2 separate regions of the Mus musculus genome follow, and region 1 is linked to region 2. A link is a loop called in an ENCODE intact Hi-C map of the cell type or tissue named here. Cell type or tissue: heart. All regions are shown on one strand. Each heading gives the region's core, and the rest is flanking DNA. Links, peaks and the distances in the headings are about the cores only. Region 1 holds the start of Dab2 (disabled 2, mitogen-responsive phosphoprotein). Region 2 has its middle 30 kb from the start of Gm16311.

Region 1 (10,994 bases), core at 2,062-10,061, 110 kb before region 2:
CGCTGGGATTGTTGTTTCTCCATGGCCAACCCAGCATCATGGATCACAGAGGTTCTTCATCAACACTCAGAGAAACACTAAAGCCTCCCCTTTAGGGCTGATGTGGAGCAAGCTGATCATGCAGGAGCTAAGTAATGGAGACACCTTTTTCTGAGACAGTAAGTAGCCCAGGCTGGCCTCAAACTCACTGTATAATGCCGATGCTCTTTAACTTTGGGCCTTCCCCGCCTCCACTTCCCCAATGCTGGAATTACTAGTATGAGCTACAATTAGTTCAGCAGTGGGGACTGAACCCAGAGCCTTGTGCATGCTGGGTAAGCACTCCAGCAACTGAGCTAAACCCAAAGTCCAGGAATTTTTTTTTTTTTTTTAATTACAAGTTATAGAAGTTAAATGGGAGAATGGACTGATCCTTCCTGAGACACACAGCTCTCTAAAACTCAAGTGCAGTAGATAGTGTATTTACAGTGGAGGCTCTTGTCTGCGCTCCTGGACACGGCATGAAAAGCAAATGTAAAAGCTATGAGGTAGAAAAAGCCACCTGGTTTAAGGGTAATGATGTAGATTACTGGAGTCCTTTTTAGAAAAAAAAAAAAAAAAGTGTTGGCTGAGACAGTCTCCTAAGTGACATTAATTATACTCTTTAAAGAACTTTGGCCTAGGAGAAAGGATTTAGATGTTCAGCAATGTCATAAAACTAAGGTTTACAATAGTTTTCTTTGGACCAAGAAAGCAATGTTGGGATTCTGGGTAAAACATAAATATGTGCTGTCTCATCTCTTTGCAACCGAAGATGCAGCTAAACATACTTAAATAGCTTTGCTTTACTATTTCCATGATGGCAGGAGATGAAGTACCATGTTAGGCTTTCCACTGCGTGACTGGATCATAAAGCTGGACTATAATATAAGTGTTACTCTTAGATCAAATGAAAGGTATGTAGAATGCGGCTGGGTAAGCCCTTCTGCCAGCTTGGTTCAGTCCATCTGGAGTGGAAAGACCACACTCTGAGAACCTTTCTCAGAAGTGGTCTCTCGGGCTGGAGAGATGGCTCAATGGTTAAGAGCACCAACTGCTCTTCTGAAGGTCCTGAGTTCAAATCCCTGCAACCACATGGTGGCTCATAACATCTGTAGTGAGATCTGATGTGCATTCTTCTGGAGTGTCTGAAGACAGCTACAGTGTATTTACATATAATAAATAAATAAACCTTTAAAAGAAGAAGGAGGAGGAGAAGGAGGAGAAGGAGAAGAAGGAGGAGGAGGAGGAGGAGGAGGAGGAGGAGGAGGAGGAGGAGAAGAAGAAGAAGAAGAAGAAGAAGAAGAAGAAGAAGAAGAAGAAGAAGAAGAAGAAGAGATCTCTCTAGCTGTGAATCACACCCCAAGAGTGCAGTCTTGGGCAGGTGACTTCATTTGTTACAAATCAGCTTACAGGTGGCAGTTTATGTCCTCTGCAGAGAGCAGAGTTTTTCAGCCTAATGTGTTACATCACATCACTGTGGTGAAACGGACTAGCTTTTACTAGCTTTGCTTTCTCCCAAGGCTTATTAAACCTACTTGTCATTCAAGTTTCTTCCAGGTTTAAGAGCATTTTAACTTAATTTTCCTTTTCTGTAGTGTTGGGGGTTGAATCCAGGGTTTTCTACACATAGGCACCCACTCCACAGTTGCAACAACTCTTAGCTCTTACAGGATTAGAGACCCAACATTCTAGTATCCTTACTTCCTGTTTTTCCCTCACCCTTTACTCAGATATTTCTTGAAAAATCTGAGATGTTCTTCATACTTTCTGTTTCCTGGTAACTTCCCGAGAACTAAACCGTAAATTGGCATGACCCATTACTGAGAATTCCTACCAGCTTAGATCAGCCACAGGTCACTTGCCCCCAGCTAGTTTATGCAGGTTAAAGAGGAGAAAGAAATTGCCAAGCAACTTCTGTACTGAGGTAATAACTGAAATTTTATAAGCTGCCTTGTGTTGTCTAGATGATGTGAGAGCTAGCAAAGATTAGAAAGTCTATATTAGAATTAAAACAAGTTTGAGGGGTGAGGGAAGGGCCATATGAGTAACGAAAGGCTCTACTTCACTTAGTAACTTCCATTTTTAGAGCAGGAAGCAATTTGTTCAGATTCTGCTTGTGCTAGAGAAGGCAAGTTTCCTTCCAGGGTGGTGGAAAGATGCAGGAAGGGGAGTAACCATGGCAACCTGCCCAGCTATGTGGACCAAGATAGTATTGGGGCCCGTGTCCTGGCCTAGTCACTGCTTAGTCAGGGTGGTCCCTCCCTTTCCCACTTCCTTGGCTAGAATGCTGACTTCAGGAGAAGGGTCACTCTTTCTCTGTTGGGAGTCTGAGAGAGTGTGGGGAAGATTTAAATGAGACCAGAGGTCATTCTGACCAAACCAAATAGCAGTCCTCCACACTGAGAACAGAGAGTAACTGTCTGTTCTTGCGTGAACACAAGCAAATACACAGGCTTTTTTAGTATTGAATACTTGAATGATTACCATTTTTCAAATAGGTGGGTGGTATTCCACTCTGATTAAGAAATTCTCCACTTGCTCTCAGGGGCCACAAAGACACTTGATTCAATTGTTCACAGGGCAGAAACAAATAGACAAACAGAATAAAGTATTCTAAGGATATAGATTAACTTACCTTCTCAGCAGCCCTTCGTACTATTGTTCTTCCCCAGATAAGAAAACAGAATTACCGAGAGGTTATTCTGTGTGTCCACGGTCATTTTACTAACAGTTGTGCAGATGCTTTCAACTACTACCCAACTGGGCTGTGTTGGCAGAAGGAGGGACACGGCTAGCACATGAATGCATATAGGAACTGCTAAGCCTTTAAGATATCCAGCACCATTTGTACCCCTAATCAGGAATTTGTTTGGGCTTTGTCTCTAGCAGGAGACCTGGTCATTTGCTTCCCTTCTGATTGCTATGATTAACCCACTAGGATATCTTACCATAATTTAGCTTTCCCTTAAACACACTTATCTGATGTGAATACTTTGTCATCTAAATGAGACTTGGGCCGCCCTCTGCAATTCTGTAACAGTGCTTCAACTTTTATTACAACTCCAAGGAGAAGGAGGAGGAAGCCAAACCAACCCAAAACCCAAAACAGCCGCATCCTGCTACTCAGGTGTTTCAGATTGCCAGTCTGGTTCCCAGCCTAATTCTGCCCAGGGTAGGGAGGTTTAAATGGTGGACCCTTGCAAGCCTTCAGCTGGAGGAACTTAGGTTGTTAGTGAGTTCCCTTCAGCAGCCTCTCCACCCATTCCAGTATCCTAGCTCTGTCCTAGAAGAAAAGGAATGAAACCCCAACAGAGAGAAGAGGCGAAGAAACGCAGGGTACTTCCAAGTTGGCTTCATCAAAGTGGTGATAGGTTTAGTCTGGGGGAGAAATGAAGAAGGGACTTCCTCATGGTCTCACCAGGAGCACAGTTTCCCACAAAACTTCCTGGTGGCTACAAGCCACCCAGCAAGCCCTGTTTTCCTGCTCGTTTAATTTTTAGGTAACAGAACTATGGCTGAGCAGTCCAGACCAGTTGGTCCACAGCTTCCGGAGGCTCTTGCACCATTCACCACGTCAACAACTATCTTCAAAGTGAGCTAAAATCCACCTAACCCTTGGAGGAAGACAAGAAATAAATAGGCCCAAGGACAGGAATTTAGACTTAGTTTAACCTTGGAAATTTTAAGTCTTTAGCAGAAATGCAAACTCTGAACTGGGTGTGGTGGCGCTCGCCTGGGATTCCAGGACTCGATGACTGGGGGGGGGGGGGGTGTTCAATCTCCCACTGAGAAGAGAGATAAGTTTTGGGATTCAGTGTCAAAATGCCAAAAGAAAAAGAGGAAAGGAGAGAGAGAGAGAGAGAGAGAGAGAGAGAGAGAGAGAGAGAGAGAGATCTAACCTCTGGATTTTGTTCTTTCTTCTCAAGTCAGCAAGGCCTAAAAGCATCCTGTGGTTATCTTCCCAGCCTCCTTTACATCCTCAGGTGGAGATCAATAGAATCGGGATCATCAGTTCTATAAATACATGGGTGCTGGAGGGCAAAGACAGAACACATTCCTCCCATTCCTCCACAATCTCTCTCTTCTGCCATAATACAAGTGGCCCAGCTTAGCGAGGTGTGCTCACCTCCGCCTACAGTCCTAGGGCTCCTGAGGCAGAGGCAGGAGGATGATGAGTTTAAGTCTAGACTGGGTTTACAGAGTAAGACCATCCAACCAGGAATTGAGAAGCGCAGCTCCATGGCTTGTCAAGCATGCCCAAGGTCCTGGGTTCCTTCTCCAGAACTCAGGGCAAAGACGGAGCATAGCAGCCTACAGGGAAAAAGTTTCTAGACTCGCGGTTGGACAAAAGGGCTTGAGTTTGCAGTAGAGGAAGAAGGGGTTTGTGATTAGGTTTTTAAACAAGGCTTGGGAAGAACCCAGCGAGTTTTAGGAGACAGTGACTACGAACTAGGGAAGAAGTGGTCTGTGTCTGATGCGAGTGCTGGAAGAGACCACCACACCTCTCTGGTGCTTTCTCAAGGGCTCTTGCTAATCTCGCCTTCTGAGCTGTGTTCCTCTAGCATTGCTTTGTCTAGATAGCTGTTTTCCTCTCCAAAGCCTGAATCCCCAACACTCCTAAATTCTCAAGCCAGTACATTTCTTTCAGTACTGCTGTGCCCTGCCTCAACCAAGGGAGTGGAGAGAGGTAGAGTCCTTGGTGGGTGGGGTAGCTAGCTAAAACAGGGCAGCCTAATCCAGGACAAGATAGCACCATGAAAAGCCATTTGGTAGCAGTGGCTCCCGAGTCCTGGCTAGTCCCTCCTTTCTAAACAACCAGTCACTGCTACTATGTGCAGAACCCAGGCCTCAAGATTGTAAACTAGGTAGGTTAGACATCCCATCAGAAGCGTTCCTGGAGCCTTATCAGCTATCTCCAAGGGATTTTGGCAAATTTTCTGCCATTACTTAGGTTGGAGTTATATCTACCTCCACCCTTCCCCTCCTGCTTTGCCTGATTAGGGCCAGAAATTTTTTCATCTTTATAGAGCAACAGCAACATTTACTATTCATGAAGTTGCCCCTCCATAATTTTTAAAGCTTTCCATGTGCCTGGAAGCTTGCTCGTTTTTGCTCTTCTCGGTTTACAGGGTGGCTCCCTTTCTTCCAAACACAGGCGAAGAAAGAGGAAAGGGTGGGAGGGGGTGCCTCGGGTGGAGATAACATCCATATTTTTTAACTGTTTTTAATCCAGTTAAATTTCCCTTCGGATTCACACAGCTCCCATCTGAAACCGACTACAGAGCTGAATTCCAGACTCAGGATTAAGTGGAGGAGAGCAGGCAGGAAGAAATAACAGCCAGCTCTATGCCGCAAAGAGAACCGCTACGTTGGCAGGGTCTCCAAGGTTTTAAACACAGTTTAGTCCCTCTTCTTGAATTCTTAATCCTTCCAAATAATTTACAACAGTCAAGAAAAACAGCATTCAAACGCTTCACGATTTAAAACAAGTTTGTTACGTGGCTTGGGCAGATACTTTTCTTAGGAATGCTGGTATAAGACAAAGTTCACATTTTTAATGCCCTGTGCTGTCAGTCAGCAGAAAATAGCTCCTCGGAGGCACAGACCATGTCCCCAGCCTTTGTCGCACAGTAAAACTGAACATCATTCAGGAGTTTATTAGGTGGTCAGCAGCCACACCGCGCATTCCCTGGGATGTCCCCTAAGCCCTAAAAACTAGGGCTCGTGTACAACACACACACACACACACACACACACACACACACACACACACACACACACAGGGACTCGTTAAATGTCACAGGATGGGCGCCTTGAGTCCGACCCCAAAGGTAAAATGCATTCCTTGGAAGCATTCCACAGATGTCAGGCCACAAAACCCGCTGCTCTCCCCGGAGTACACTGTCTCATTTGTAAGATTTCCCCAGCGCCCAAGGTCTGCAGCCAAGGCAGGGATGGGAAGAGAGGAGCCAGCAAAGGAGAGAAGTAGGTCGCAAAAAAAGAAAAAAAAGAAAAAAAAAGAAAAAAAAGGAAAAAAAGAGAAAGAAAGAAAGAAAGAAAGAAAGAAAGAAAGAAAGAAAGAAAGAAAGAAAGAAGGGACCGAAGGGAAGGGGGATGGCAGAGTTACTCACGGACTAGCTAGTGCTTCTGTGGAGCCAGCATGACTTCCCCGCGCCCGAAGCCTCAAGGCTGCAGCGCCGAGGACGCGGAGAACGCCACTTAAATAGCCGCGCGGCCACTCCCGGTAGAGATATGGTTCTAATCAGATGCTGGCTCTGAGGACTCTCCAGGAATGTGGCGGCGGGATGTTTTTGCTGCCTGGACTTGGTAACTCCCCCTCAACGTGTCTGCCGAGTCTTCCAAACTTAACTGTTTATTAACTCGAACTAAAGCCACGGAGATCCGGCGCCTCCTGCGCCTCCTGCGCCCCGTGCGCCCGGCCAGCTGGGGGCGATCGCAGAGACCCGGAAAAAGGAGCGTGCACACAACCCGGGCCAGGAGCCCCACACTGCCTTGGGCCAGAAAGGGTGCACGTAAGGACAGGAAAAGGGAAATTCTGGAGGAAAAGGATGGGATCCTCTGAGCTGCGTTTCGCAGATCCGTTCCCTGGATTGCCACTTCGAGTGGCGTGGCACGCGAACTGCGAACTCATCCTAAACCGCCTGGGGCATTTTGAACAAAGACGCGCCTTTACTCCTGACTTTCCGTTCCCGGGTCCAGTCTGTCCTTTCTAAAGCTGGGCATGTGACTGGATTGTTACCTTTAAAGAAAATCACTATTCTTTAATTGTGAACGTGCTTAAACAGGAGGGAAATCTATGTGTGCCCAAGTAAAAAGATGCCCTGTTATTGAAATTTAATATCACGCTCGAGCATATTCTCGCTATTAAACTGGCCTAAACAAAACAAGTTAGCCTCCATATAAATGATCTACATTTGTGATCATTTCAGTGTATATCCACCCACACGTAGATAACATGACTTTGTCTGCTAGTTTCTACAGCATTTCTTATTCCTTCATGAAAATATTGAGATATGTGAATAAGTATTGGAAGGTGTTTCATCGATGCTCAGCTGTGGATAGCCCGGCAGAGCAGACCTTGGGAATCCTATAGAATCTCACAATTTCTTTTCTGTATATTTTAAAGTCAGGGGACAATTGTTAAATAGTCACAGAAACAGTGGTGCTTTTCAAGTACTTAAGAAATTAAGCTTTGGGAAGATCCTCCTCCCCTTCTCCCTCCTTCCCCTCCCCCTTCTCCCTCCTTCCCCTCCCCCTTCTCCCTCCTTCCCCCTTCTCCCTCCTTCCCCTCCCCCTTCTCCCTCCTTCCCCCCTTTTCCCTCCTTCCCCTCCCCCTTCCTCCTCTTCCACTTTCTTATTTAGTCCTTTTTTTCTTGTTCCTCCTCCTCTTGTCTGTTTTTCCTTCTGCTCCTCCTCTTCTTCCCTCTCCCTCCTGCCCCTCCTCCCCTGTTGTAAGCAGAATGTACTGACTATGAAAATGACAAATTGTGACTTGGATGGAAACGGGTTATTGATTTTATTGAGTAAGCAACACAATGGATTTGCATTTTACCACTGAGAATCCAGGGTTCAAATTGGGCTTATGGTGCACCAAGGATGTATTTTGTGGTCCATGCCTAGCCCCAGCTGCAAAATCACTGTAATTTGAGGTAGCTCAATGAGAGTGGCAGTTTCTGCTTGCAAGTAGGTCAGGCTTGGAGCAGCCCTCATGCAGGGAGAGTAAGAGACACAGAGCAACACAGCTGGTCCAGGTGCTGCCCCTACCTGACCTCTGGATTCCCTTCACACTTGGGTGTGCAGAGTAGAGGTGTGTGTGTGTGTGTGTGTGTGTGTGTGTGTGCTTCCAATATTCCTCTGAGGTAATTTTCTATGGTTGAAAAAAAAAGGATTTTCAGTGAATGATGGAAGGTCTACTTTTCAGTTCTATGAAGGCACAAGACATAGGTGCGAACTTTAATTCTGCTAGCTCTGAGAACATCACACTTTGATTCTCAAATCTAGTAGTCTAGAGAAATGGTGTCATTTCAAAAAGTTCAAAAATTAGGGGAAAAAAAGGTAGTTCATTCACACAAACAGGGGCTCTGATAATATAAAAGAAACAAGTCTACAGACAGACATGAATCATTTCTCAATGTGGAAGTGGCCACTTAGGCCTTTGTCTTTATCTATATAGTTGAAAGATTATTATCAAAATGTGTTAACTTGCTCCCACTAGATGGAATGGATTTGCCTTAGAAACCAGAGAAAGAAAACGATTTCATCTGCTGTGAACTGCAGTTGTGAAGCAGTGATGTGGACCCAAAGAGCTCATTTGTGAGCAGCAGGCTCATAGTGGCTGCTTAAAGCGAACACCCTTGTGTTAGACAGAAATCTAAAGAGCCCACAGTAGAGAGTTCTGGTTTTGCAGTGTATTTTTATACCTCTAGGGTGCTGATATTGGTCTTGGCAGTAGTTCAATGTCCTGCTCACATTATGGGGGGGGGGGGGGATGAAAATAAATTTAACTCTTTTTATCCCAGGAGGTCCTGTTTCTTACCATTCCTACCACATCTAAGTTGATAACTTTTCAGTAAGTCTAAAATGAACATCTCCACATAAGAAACACACACACACCAAAGTCCACCCCGGTGTTCATCACCACTAAAATTTGTTTAGAGAATTAAAGTAGGAAAAAAATTAAATGCAGTGCTTTATAAACCAAGGTCCCCACATAAGGACAGTCGTTTGCACAAAAACCTGCCCTGTGGTAGGGTGGGGTGGAGTCTGGACTGTGTTCCCAGCCGAGAAAGGGGTAGTTAATCCCGTGACAGCTTGCTGAAGAATGCATGGTTTATTATTAAAGTAATCTCTTAAGGTTTTCCTGGAATGTACTCTCACAGCAGCTCTGCCTATGCAGGCTATCCTATGTATGTCTGTTCTTCCATGATGAAAACTGTCGATTCTTAGCTCAAACGTCTGGCCCTTTCTCTCCTACCCCTCACCCCTGCCTATTCCTCAGCTGCTCAGTGTTCCTCACACTGCCTGTTTGAATTGTGCTTATTTCCCGTGAACGATAGATCGTATCGGCCTCAAGGAAACTGTCCACTTCTCTGCTTATTGGACACATAGAGCTATTCAAACCAAACAAAGCAAGCATGGCAAGATGGGATCTGTCTCTAGTCCTAACTATTCTGGAGGCTGGGGCAGGAGGATGAGTAAGTTCAAGAGGGGAAAAAAAATATCAAAGAAGAGTTGACTGAGATTTATCGGGTAAGGTCCTTCTTTCTGCGTTTTCAATTTTTTAAATAAATAAATAAATAAATAAATAGGCTGTCAAGTGAGAAAGGAAAAGGAAAGAAAAGAAAATCCCCAAAAGGAAACAAACAAACAAAAAGACTGTTGTTTCTACAAAAAGTTCCTTGCCCTCCACTAATCCTATATATTTAACACTGAAGAAAAACAGATGCCATCAGAATCAACTGCTGACAGGGATAACCAAATATTGGGAGTTGGTCTTTATTTTTGTTATCCATTCATCCCATCCAACTCTGCTTTTTTCCTCCCTCCCTCCGCATTCTCTCTCCCTTCTTCTCTCTCCCTCCTCTCTCTCTCTCTCTCTCTCTCTCTCTCTCTCTCTCTCTGTTTCTGTCTCTGACTCTCTCTCTCTCTCTCTCTCTCTGAGAATATTTTTGGAACCTTGGAAGACAGGTTTTTTTTTGTCTTTCGGTTTTCTGACATTTGTTTTCTTGCTACATTCCTTACGATGCCACAGGATTCAATCTATTTGCATGTGGCCTGTAGTAATAGTGAAACTCTGATGATGCCACTAGAATACTTGGGGAAACTGGAACACCTTGAAACAGACATTTAGCATTCAATATTGGGCCAGCAAGATGGTGCTGTTTGCAAAGCCTGGCAAAGTGCAGCAAAGTCCTTGCAAAGTCCCAGCTGCAGGACACACATGACAGGAAAGAACTGACTCCTAAAAGTTGTGCTTTTGGTTCCACACACATGAGCAAGTATGCATGCGTGTGCATACACAAAAACTATAATAAATACAAATAAATAAAATTCAATATCATATATTTATATAGCTAATCACACTTCACTACACTTTGTACATAATGACAAGTAATAAAGGAAGAGAGTATTTTAATATGATTTATCACTCAAATAAATATTGTTTTATTTAGCAACCAAGCCAATGTGAGTTATCAAAAATTAAAATATACTTAGCATTGCAAATAAAATGATAAAAGGCACACAGCCCTGCAAGAACGTTGATAGCAACCACGTAGCCCGTTTTCTACCTTATGAAGAAGAATCTGAAAAATTCCTAAACAGAACAGCAATGGCTTGTGCTGTAAGATCAAGAATCGACAAATGGGACCTCATAAAATTGCAAAGCTTCTGTAGGGCAAAAGATACTGTCAATAAGACAAAAAGGCCACCGACAGATCGGGAAAGGATTTTTACCAATCCTAACTCTGATAGGGGACTAATATCCAATATATACAAAGAGCTCAAGAAGCTGAACTCCAGAAATTCAAATAACCCCATTTAAAAATGGAGTACAGAGCTAATCAAAGAATTCTCAATTGAAGAATACCAAAGGGCTAAGAAGCACTTGAAAAAATGTTCAACATCCTTAATCATCAGGGAAATGCAAATCAAAACAACCCTGAGATTCCACCTCACACCAATCAGAATGGCTAGGATCAAAAAATCAGGTGACAGCAGATGTTGGCCAGGATGTGAGAAAGAGAAACACTCCTCCATTGCTGGTGGGATTATAAGCTGGTCCAACCACTCTGGAAATCAGTCTGGCGGTTCCTCAGAAAACTGGACATATTACTACCAGTAGATCCAGCAATACCTCTCCTGGGCATATACCCAGAAGATGTTCCAACTGGTAAGAAGGACACATGCTCCACTATGTTCATAGCAGCCCTATTTATAATAGCCAGAAGCTG
Region 2 (10,994 bases), core at 1,783-9,782:
GCACGTTCCTTCATTATTGACCAATGTCTGTAACACCCATGCAATGCAAAGCCTAATCCCTAACAGTAATGTGCATGGATGATCCCACCATCGTGCTCAGTTCTGGTATCAAAGGCCCTTGGTGCAGCTGCTCTGGACACTCAGAGATTTCAGTAAACCCATATTCTATTTGGAAACAGGCTTCACAATTTTGAATTAAGCAACAAAACCAAAACCAAAACCAACCAAACCATGAGGATGCAGAATCTTCAGGATCCTCTTTAAGCACATACATTTCCTTTTGGTTCTAACCACGTAGGGGATGTTAATCCATGAGCAGCACATCCACCTTATCATAATTTCCAAGATCACTGAGCCTAAGAAGGTAGTTTCCAGCCCAAGAACAGGGTTCTGCCTTCACACATGTCCCTGTAGGTCTTCATTAAGACGAACTACTGGGTTGCTGACAACACTCTTGCTGTTGAACTTTGAAACAAGAGAAATCATTTGTCTTCACAGAAATGCCCAGTGAAATGTACTTATGAAATAATCATTGAAGAATGAATGCCCTTCCTTCCTTTTTGTATCTCAACAAGAACCCTTGGTCAGCAAGTTGGCCGAGTGGTAAAAGCATTTGTCTTACAATTTTGACAACCTCAGGATGTGACTTTGATTCCCACGTCCCATGTGGAAGGATAAAAGAAAACCCTACTCCCCAAAGTTGTTCTCCAGCATGTACCATTTCCATATTATTAAGTTGTTCTCCCTCCCTCCCTCCCTCCCTTTTCCCCTCCCTCCCTTTTCCCCTCCCTCCCTTTTCCCCTCCCTCCCTCCCTCCCTCCCTCCCTCCCTCCCTCCCTCCCTCCCTCCCTCCCTTCTCCCCTCCCTTTCATCTCCCTCTTTTTCTATCTCTACACACACACACACACACACACACACACACACACACACACTCAATAATAAAGACTTAAAAGAATCTAATTTCTTTCATGAGCAGCAAACATATCTATCTGTATATATAAACATATAAAGAGGAAATCTAAGGAATTAGAGAAGCCACATTTTCATTAAAACCCTTATACTTTAATCTAAGGGATTGTATTAAGATAGCTTGTTTATTTGCATGTATTTTTCTTCATGTCTATAATGGTGGTGGAAGCTAGTAAGCCACCATGGCACCACCCAATTCTGAAACTTCGTAACTCTGTGGAAGCCCTGACATTTTATTAAAATGCTGTGTGTTGTTTTTTCTGCTGTGCACTGTATAGATATTATTCAGGAGAATACACATGGCAGTGCTCACTTTGTGAGGGGCTCCCCTCCTCTTAGTAGATGGCATTGTTCTTGTACTCAACTGGGAAAATCCTGCAATCCACTAGAAAGCCGAACGAACAACCATCAACAGCTTGGCATAATTAGCTGGGGAACATGGAGGAAGTTGAGCATGAAATTCTAGCTAAGGAAGCGTTTTATGATTTCTTCTCTGATGAGCTATTGGGCATACTCGCAGTTTTAGGTTTAAAAGAACACATCTGTATTTTCCCTAGTTAAAAAAATGAAACGTTAGACTCAAGCTGGGATTTTCAAACCGGGTAACGGCGTAGGGCAAGGCCTCCTACAAGTCAGAACAGATGCCAACCACAAAGAATTTCCACCTTGGACACCAGCTCAAAAATCTAAACCAAACCAAAGAAAATATAACTTAAAAGTACTTTTCCTGCTCCCACCGTCAAAAGAAAATAATTGCCATTTAGTTTCTTAAAATGCAAATATGTTGAAAATGTTGACCATCAGTTTAAAAGGAAATAATAAAAAAGCCTGCATCACGCTTGTCTGGTGCTTGTTGTCTCTCATCCCATCTCACTGGCCACACACATGGCTCCTCTCCACTTTTGGACACAACACAACATGCCTGCCTCTGTTCCAAATTCTTTCTGAGAGTTGTATGTAGACTATAACTTTGTGCTAGATTAGTTTCTGTTATTTTGACTAAACACTGAACAAAAACAACTTGGGGAAGAATGGGTTTATTTCATCTTCTAAATCCCAGGTTACAACTGACTACTGAGGGGATTTAGGGCTGGAATCAAGGTAGGAGGAGCCTAGAGTCAGGAACCGAGGCAGAGACCATGGGCGAACACTGCCTACTGGTTACCTTCCCATGGTTTGCTGGGCTCAGTACCCTATACAAACTACAACCTCCTGTTTAGGAATGGCACATCCCAAAGTGGGCAGGGCTCTTCCACATCAATCATCAACCAAGAAAGGGACCCACAGATATGGGTACAGGCCAGTCTGATGGAAGTAATTCCCTAATTGAGGTTCCTGCTTTTCAGGTGACTCTAGTTTTTGTTCAGTTCACAAAATAGCAACCAGCACAAGTTTCCTGTTCATTATTCAGTCTTTGGAAAGCATCACTTCTGTGAATGGTTTCATTCTGGCTGCCTTTGATAATGCTGTCAAAACCCCGACATCTTACTCTTTCATTTTTCTATCAGAATGTGATAAGTAATATTAGAGATCTATATTTATTAATTACTTATCTATCTATTTTATTAGTTGCTCTGGGGATGGAGGAAGTTGTTACACATGCCTGGCTAATAAACAATTATTGATTAACATTTCAATAATCATATTAATAACAATGCAAAGCCTAATATTTTCATATTTACCTACCACACAAGACTCTACAAAGTTGATCTATGTTCAGCTCGAACAAACTCTCTAAGGTGATTTTTTTTGTAGTAGATGTGGAAAAATTAATTTCTGGCAGTTTAGTTAAGGATCTAAACATTTTAAATTGTGCAATTGATTTTAATATAAGAACTTACTGTACTCTTTGATGTTGATATATTCCTTATGGTTTCCATACTTAATAAACCAGGTAATACATGCCTACCATCCTATTGATATTACCAGAGTCCATTGGAATGTACTACTCTTGTTTCAGCAATCCTTGAGTCATTCTTTTTAAAAATTATTTATTTATTTTATGTATATAAGTACACTGTATATGTCTTCAGACATATCAGAAAAGAGCATCAGATCCCATTACAGATGGATGTAAGCTACCATGTGGTTGCTGGGAATTGAATTCAGGACCTCTGGAAGAACAGCTAAGTGCTCTTAACTGCTGAGCCATCTCTCCAGCCCCCTTGAATCATTCTTAATGTTGTATCTTCCAACTTATTTACACCTCCTTCCTCATAAGCTACATTTGTGAGGAAGCATGTTACCATGCATTTTCTTATCAAGAATATAATAATAATAATAATAATAATAATAATAATAATAATGATAATAGGTATATCACTATGAATTGATTACTATGTATAGCATTTTCTTTAAATAGGTAACAAATAATAGATGCCAAAGCATATATAAGATTTTAATAGAAGAATGGATTATATGAAAGACATTTGGGAACTAATCATTTAAAAGGAAAACAGGTACAGAGGTGGCAGCTGTACCCAAATACAGTTCAGTTAGGGTTCAGGTTGTGATGTGTTTCCTATGAGTCCCTCATTTTCATATTGGGTACCAAAGACAATTCTTAAAACTAGAAATTTCACTTAGTTCCAAGAGTAGTTACACAACAGAAACTTGATTCAATTGGGGGCTGGGAAAAAGGAAGAAAAGTCATTGTGTAGAAGGGAAAGGTGGAGACAAGGAGAAGAGTCAAGAGGACCATGAGTTAAATAAAAATACATTGTATGAAAATCCCAAAAATTAATAAAAATACTTGTTTAAAAAGAGGTCCATTACTGTCCTTTCAAATATCAGTCGGTTATAAACTAATTACTAACCATAGCATAAAAATACAAGATCCCGAATTAATCATACTTGATTAATTTTAGATGATTATATAGACTGGCCAAGAAAATATTGTTTCTTTGAATGTATCAATCACATGAAAATTAAAACATATATATTTAAAATAGAAATTTCAGGTTCTAACTCCATATTATTCAAATTGGGACCTAGGAAAGAGTCAGAGAGTTAGTTCAGATGAGATCCATGTTTAAACAAATCTGTAGAATATGCTGCTAAATAATGAGTATTCAACACATGGGTTATCTAGGCATTCAAGAGGCTGAAGCAGGAGGACCACAAGTCCAAGGCCCACCTCCAAAACTGAGAGCAAATAGCAGCAGCAGCAACAGCAGCAGCAGCAATGATAACAATAGCAAAAGAAAGAAGGAAATAATTCATATATAAGATGTTCAGAGATAATATTAGGGAAATAATGGAACTTTTCACCTACAAATAGCAATATTAAAAGTTATTGTTTGACTTGTGTGGTATTTCTAAATACTTCATCCCCCCCCCCCCCCACACACACACACAAAGTCATGCTTATACAGGCACACACACACACACACACACACACACACACACACATGCACTCCTACACTTAAGATCAGATTACACCACCTACTTTAGACGGAAACTTTAAAAGTTCAAACATCTAGAAAACTCATCATGGAGGTTTTTGGTTAATTTATTGACTCTAAAGGCCCAATACTTTTTTTTTTTTAACTTAGATGTGCTCACGCCCACACATTCACACAGTTCCATGGCAGTGAAGAAGAAATCTTCACATTCCAAATACATCTCAGAGAAGCAGGATGGTTAAGAATTCTCAATATTTTCACATTACTTAGAGCACTGTAGGTAGGTTACCCTGGCCTCATTCCCAGACTTTAACAGTAGGGGCCTTGTGAAATGCTAAACGATGTGTAGAACAGTATTTAGGCTCTCTAAGAGCCAATCCGTCAAAACATTTGCTGCTTTGAAAATGTGTTCTAAAAAAGGGGGGGGGGCATATGGAACTTATTACTGTGCTTGGTGGAGTTCAGGCTGCAGCATCCAAAATAAGCACGGAACCTTTTGAGGACACCATCTTACCTAAAGATGACAGGGCCTCTGACACTGTCCTGCCCTGACCGAAGGGTATGGAAGACTCATGGGAAATGGCAGGCTTCTAAACATTTGGGGGTGGGGTGGGGGTGGGGATTGAAAGGTTAGACTAGCACAGCGCTAGGTAGAAACATTAAACAGAACAAAGAAATAAGATGAAAATGGAGTGTAGAAAGCGTTAAGGAGCGCACAGCTGGTATTTCTCCATCAGCAACTTCCAGCTTAGTCTTCAGACCATAATTAATTAAGATTTATGAACAAATAATTCAGTGACTTACTGCTATATATTTAGGTGGAAGTTATGATGTGTAGCTACATACTTTGGGAATTCGATGGGTGGAAGAGAAATTAAATTCTTTGAATACCAAGGAGAAAATATTTTCATGATGAAGAAAGCAGCCAGGAGCATCGTCATTCTCTTCACCACTTACTGCTTCTCTCCTCTTACCTCTAAGTTACCTGGTGTGAGAAGGTAGACACAGCAAACTTTGCCTGCCTTATTTAATTGAAGTATTGAAATATCAAAGGAAGCTGAATGGTGGAGTTTGGAAAGGTTTTATTTACTTTTCTTTGAACCACCATAGCATTTGCTGAACCCACTACTAAGAGAACACAAAGGAAATGCTATTATCAGTCCTTGCAAACCAGAGCCGAAGTCTGTGTTTGAAGCTGAAAAGCCTTAAGCTCCGTGCTGTGTTTTATTATGCATAACTGAAATTCTTCACAGTTACAAAAGTGTAAACTTCTCTTGATTACATCAATATGGACTTGGAACAAGGAGAGGTACAGGTCACTGTTGCTGGGAAGATGCTCTGTGGCCAAATTTACTTGTGCTTTGAAGGGATAAAAGTTAGTCTATGAAGTATGCACTCTTGCAACCCCTATAAAATCCCTGTAAACATACTACTTCTAACTTCTTTAGGACCTCCCCCTGAGTGCTTTCATTTGCCCCCTTGTAAAATCTCCCATGCTTGAAATCTCCTGATGGTTTCAGACACGTCATTTCTAGAGTGTTCGACAGTATGAAGTGCACTTCGCAGGCCACTCTGACGGTTTACGCTCTTGCAGTGATGCTGCTCGCTTCTGCTCCACACCTTAGTTTTCATGACTTCGTGATCTGTGTTTTGTGTTTTATGACTGCTTCCTTGGGGAACTATCCTGCCCCTAAAAAAAAAAAAATGACAGGAATGATCCACATAAGTCCATAAGAGAGGCTATAAAATAAACATTATACCATGTGTGGGGTAAAAAAAATAGAACTGCAAATAGCTGGTCTCACTTTCTGGCATTTACACACATGGCCATCTGTTTGAGGACTGTTTTAGTTGGCTATTATCCAGCATTTATGTAACTGGCCAAGTCGAAGGAAATGACATCACCAAATTTCCTGATGACTGTCACTGGAGCCACAAATTTTTGGGGAGAAACAAGTTGCTCAGTAAGAAGAGAGACTTCTTAAATGTCTCTTCTACTTTCACTTTTTCCGGGCATACAAGTGTTATAAAACATTTTTCCTCCTACCGATGTCTATTTTGTGCTAATGGCTCTCAACAATGTTTACTATTTGGTTTGGAGATTCTACCTTTTTATGCTGTAGGAGTATTAGGGAGAAAAATACGACTTTTGTTGAGTATAGACGTCTGATCGGGAGCTGAGGAGGTGGCTCAGTTGTTAAAGCACTTGCTGTGTGTGTGGGAGGCCGCACCTGAGTTCACATCTCAGAATCCTACAAAGGATAGATATGGGAACATGTGTCTATAATCCCACGATAGCTACTATGTGAGATGGTAGTTGGGGGCAGGGTGATCTCTGGAAATTTAGGGGTCACCGCAACTGTGTAGCAGCTGATCACAAGGAATCCTGTCTCAAACAAGGCTAACATCATAGGTTGTCTTCTGACTACCACACATGTCCCAGGCACGCATGCACTCGGAGATTTAAAAATGCAATATGATCAGAATGTAATGAAAAAGAAAGTCGAAGTGACAAACTTTTGTTGTTGTCTTAAAACTGCATCTAAAATAATTCGGCAAACATGTAATCAGCCTGTTACCCTGATTCAAGCCCAGTCTTGGAGGTGCGCCTGCAGAGAAGGACTGACTGAAGAGGGAACTTTGGGAATTACACTTGCTGATGACAGGGAGAGATCAGAACGAGGAAGTGCGAAGGTTTCAATAGCATAATTTACAGAGCCTCTTAGCTCTGAGGGTAATCTGTACCACTGGACCAAGGAATCCTTTTATATGATTCCAAAACTAAACCATCTCTGGGGAAGCCTAGCAGCTGCTTTTAAGGTTCACAGTTGTATGGGGAAAGAATTAGCTTTAGAAGACTTTAAGGATATCTGCTCCTCTAACTCTCTTGGGAATTCAGATCCGGCTGAATGCGCATCTAAGCAGGAATCCCTGCTCCCATGCTAAACATTTTGGAATTTTGAAATGCCTTCAGATGACTGTAGTTGATTTACTGTGTCCTACCATAACTGAGCGTAGAGGCTGCCTTAGCCTGAACCGGAACTCTTCCAAGCCAGGGTGACCTAATCATTTAAATACCTGCCTGTGTTTGTTCGTGATCACCTTTCCCTCTTTTGTCTCTCCTCCATTTCCTCTTCCTGTCCATCACTATGGTAGGAGTCACTGCTGTTGGTACTCCACCTGAGTTCCTCTGTGAGCTGGAGCATCTATCTATCTGCTACATGGGTGTTTCAGAGTCCTTTCTGGATGCTTGTTAATCTCTGATGGCAGCGAATCACCTGCTGAGAGACTTCAAGACCACCATTCTCTCTATGTTCCTATGGTGGTCATCGATTGGGGGTGGCGAAAGCTTGGCTACCTGTTCTGAGGGTAACAGAGCTCTGATGCTCCGAGCTCCTGTACATCAGCCAAAGGTTCATATTCTTTCAAGATTCTTTCTCCTTCTCTTTCCATCTTATTTAACCTTGTCTGGGGGTTCTTTCCTAAAGATTGCTCTCCAGAAACCACAAGCTTTAGAAGCCCTTTCTAAGGTTCTCTTGGCAGCTTCCTCCTTCCCTTACTTGAAACACTGGTCATTGGCCAGGGTACCTGAGAACCCTGTGAAGGATCAATACTCAGGTGCCTTCAGTGTGCTGAGAAGAGTAATTAGAGGAGACAGCAAGGTGGAAGCTGAACAGGCAGGTTTTTGAAGTCAGTGGTATTAAGGTGAGAAGTTAAGAAGGAAGGTAATATTGGTAAATATTTCCACCAATAAAGGTACTTGATGGACATCGGAAGGGTGATGGGGATTGCACAGACAGATTTTAAAAAATGTACTTGGATTTTCTTTTTAATAATTTGTTTTTGACACTAGGCATGGTGGCTCACACCTGAGAGGCAGAGGAAGGCAGATATGTGTATTTGAGACCAGCCTGGTCTCCACAGTGAATTCTAGGGCAGCCAGGGCTATATAGTGAGAGTTTGTCTCAAAAAGACAAACAAACAGGGGCTGGAGAGATGGTTCACGCTTAAGTACACTAGCTGCTCTCCCAGAGGATCAAGTTTCAATTCCCATTACCCACGTGGTAGCTCACAACTGTCTGTAACTCCAGTCCCAGAGGGTCTGAGGCCCTCTTCTGGCTTTGAGAGTATTGCACTCATTTAGCACACATAAATACAGGTAAAACATTTATACCTGTAAAACAGATGAATAACAACAATAACAGAAACACACACACACCCTTAAAAAAAAACCCAATGTAGCCGTCTCTAGTGGTATAACTTGGTAAGTAGAGTCAGAAGGATCAGCCATTGAGGTACTCTTTAGTTGCTTGGTGAGATCTGGACTAGCTTGGGATACCCAAGACCTTTTAACAACCCACCCCTACCTGCCACCTTCCTGGTCAGAGCACAGGTGTCTGCACAGCCCGGGAGGCTTCTGCCTCACGTTCTGCGGGGGTCACCTTGGTTCCGAGACCCTGCGGCCGGCGGTCTGCGGGTGAGAGTGTGGAACACAGAGGCCAGCAGCTTCTGGAACGGGCGAGAGCCACAGAGCCTCTGAGGCGGCACCATTTCCGGCTCCAGACAACCGGCCACCTTCCTGGTGAGAGCACAGGGGTCCACCCGGCCCAAGAGGCTTCTGCCTCACGTTCCGTGGGGGCCACCTTGTTTCCGGGACTCCACGGCGGGCGGTCTGCGGGTGAGAGTGTGGAACACAGACGCCAGCAGCTTCTGGACCGGGTGAGAGACACAGAGCCTCTGAGGCGGCGCCATTTTTGGCTACAGACAACCTGCCACCTTCCTGGTCAGAGCACAGGTGTCCGCACAGCCCGTCTGCAGGCCAAAGCAACACAGCTTCTGGGAAAGATCCTGTTTTGGGCCTTCATCTTCCGCCAGGAGGAGGTCCAAACACCAGATAACTGTGCACCTCCCTGAAAGAGGAGAGCTTGCCTGCAGAGACTGCTCTGACCACTGAAACTCAGGGAAGAGAGCTAGTCTCCCTGGTCTGCTGATATAGTGTAACAAAATCACCAGAGGAACAATCTCTAAACAGAGACAACTATAACAACTAACTCCAGAGATTACCAGATTGCGAAAGGTAAACATAAGAATCTTACTAACAGAAACCAGGACTACTCACCATCATCAGAACCCAGCACTCCCACTTCGCCCAGTCCAGGGCACCCCAACACACCTAAAAAGCTAGACCTGGATTTAAAAGCATATCTCATGATGATGGTAGAGGACATCAAGAAGGACTTAAATAACTCACTTAAAGAAATACAGGAGAACACTGCTAAACAAGTAGAAGACATTAAAGAGGAAACACAAAAATCCCTTAAAGAATTGCAGGAAAACACAACCAAACAGGTGATGGAATTGAATAAAACCATCCAAGACCTAAAAAGGGAAGTAGACACAATAAAGAAAACCCAAAGTGAGGCAACAGTGGAGATAGAAACACTAGGAAAGAAATCTGGAACCATAGATGCGAGCATCAGCAACAGAATACAAGAAATGGAAGAGAGAATCTGAGGTGCAGAAGATTCCATAGAGAACATCGGCACAACAATCAAAGAAAATGGAAAATGCAAAAAGATCCTAACTCAAAACATCCAGGAAATCTAGGACACAATGAGAAGACCGAACCTACGGATAATAGGAGTGGATGAGAATGAAAATTTTCAACTCAAAGGAACAGCAAACATCTTCAACAAGATTATTGAAGAAAACTTCCCAAATCTAAAGAAAGAGATACCCATGAACATACAAGAAGCCTACAGAACTCCAAATAGACTGGACCAGAAAAGAAATTCCTCCCGACACATAATAATCAGAACAACAAATGCACTAAATAAAGATAGAATACTAAAAGCAGTAAGGGAAAAAGGTCAAGTAACATATAAAGGCAAGCCTATCAGAATTACACCAGATTTTTCACCAGAGACTATGAAAGCCAGAAGAGCCTGGACAGATGTTATACAGACACTAAGAGAATACAAATTCCAGCCCAGGCTACTATACCCAGCCAAACTCTCAATTACCATAGATGGAGAAACCAAAATATTCCACGACAAAACTAAATTCACCCATTATCTCTCCACGAATCCAGCCCTTCAAAGGATAATAACAGAAAAAAAACAATACAAGGACGGGAACCATGCCCTAGAAAAAACAAGAAGATAATCCCTCAACAAAACTAAAAGAAGACAGCCACGAGAACAGAATGCCAACTTTAACAACAAAAACAACAGGAAGCAACAATTACTTTTCCTTAATATCTCTTAATATCAATGGTCTCAACTCCCCAATAAAAAGACATAGACTAACAGACTGGCTACACAAACAGGACCCAACATTCTGCTGCTTACAGGAAACCCATCTCAGGGAAAAAGACAGACACTACCTCAGAGTGAAAGGCTGGAAAACAATTTTCCAATCAAATGGTCTGAAGAAACAAGCTGGAGTAGCCATTTTAATATCGGATAAAATCGACTTCCAACCCAAAGTTATTAAAAAAGACAAGGAGGGACACTTCATACTCATCAAAGGTAAAATCCTCCAAGAGGAACTCTCAATTCTGAATATCTACGCTCCAAATGCAAGGGCAGCCACATTCATTAAAGACACTTTAGTAAAGCT

The links. A loop is a pair of places that touch in the nucleus more often than their neighbours do. Peaks named below come from ENCODE experiments on the same cell type or tissue, not always from the same donor. Only the 100,000 strongest peaks of a DNase experiment are listed, where the experiment ranks them.
Region 1: a loop joins it to region 2, with 3 times the contacts of the local background. A loop is called at or near these places in 4 of 42 quality-filtered maps.

The regions. Positions count from the first base shown.
Region 1 is chr15:6,382,091-6,393,084 of GRCm38, reverse strand. It overlaps Dab2 (disabled 2, mitogen-responsive phosphoprotein), which reads right to left and starts at 6,337. Exons shown (of 15, transcript NM_023118.5): 1 at 6,153-6,337. In heart, for the core only: a CTCF peak has its summit at 6,459 (motif pointing right); DNase peaks (open chromatin) are centred at 2,214, 4,764, 5,884, 6,484 and 1 weaker place; H3K4me3 peaks cover 3,032 bases; H3K27ac peaks cover 3,299 bases.
Region 2 is chr15:6,274,009-6,285,002 of GRCm38, reverse strand. No RefSeq gene overlaps it. Among named protein-coding and RNA genes, the nearest start is that of Gm16311, 30 kb to the left of the region's middle. In heart, for the core only: no CTCF peak of the experiment used is centred there; a DNase peak (open chromatin) is centred at 6,242; H3K27ac peaks cover 564 bases.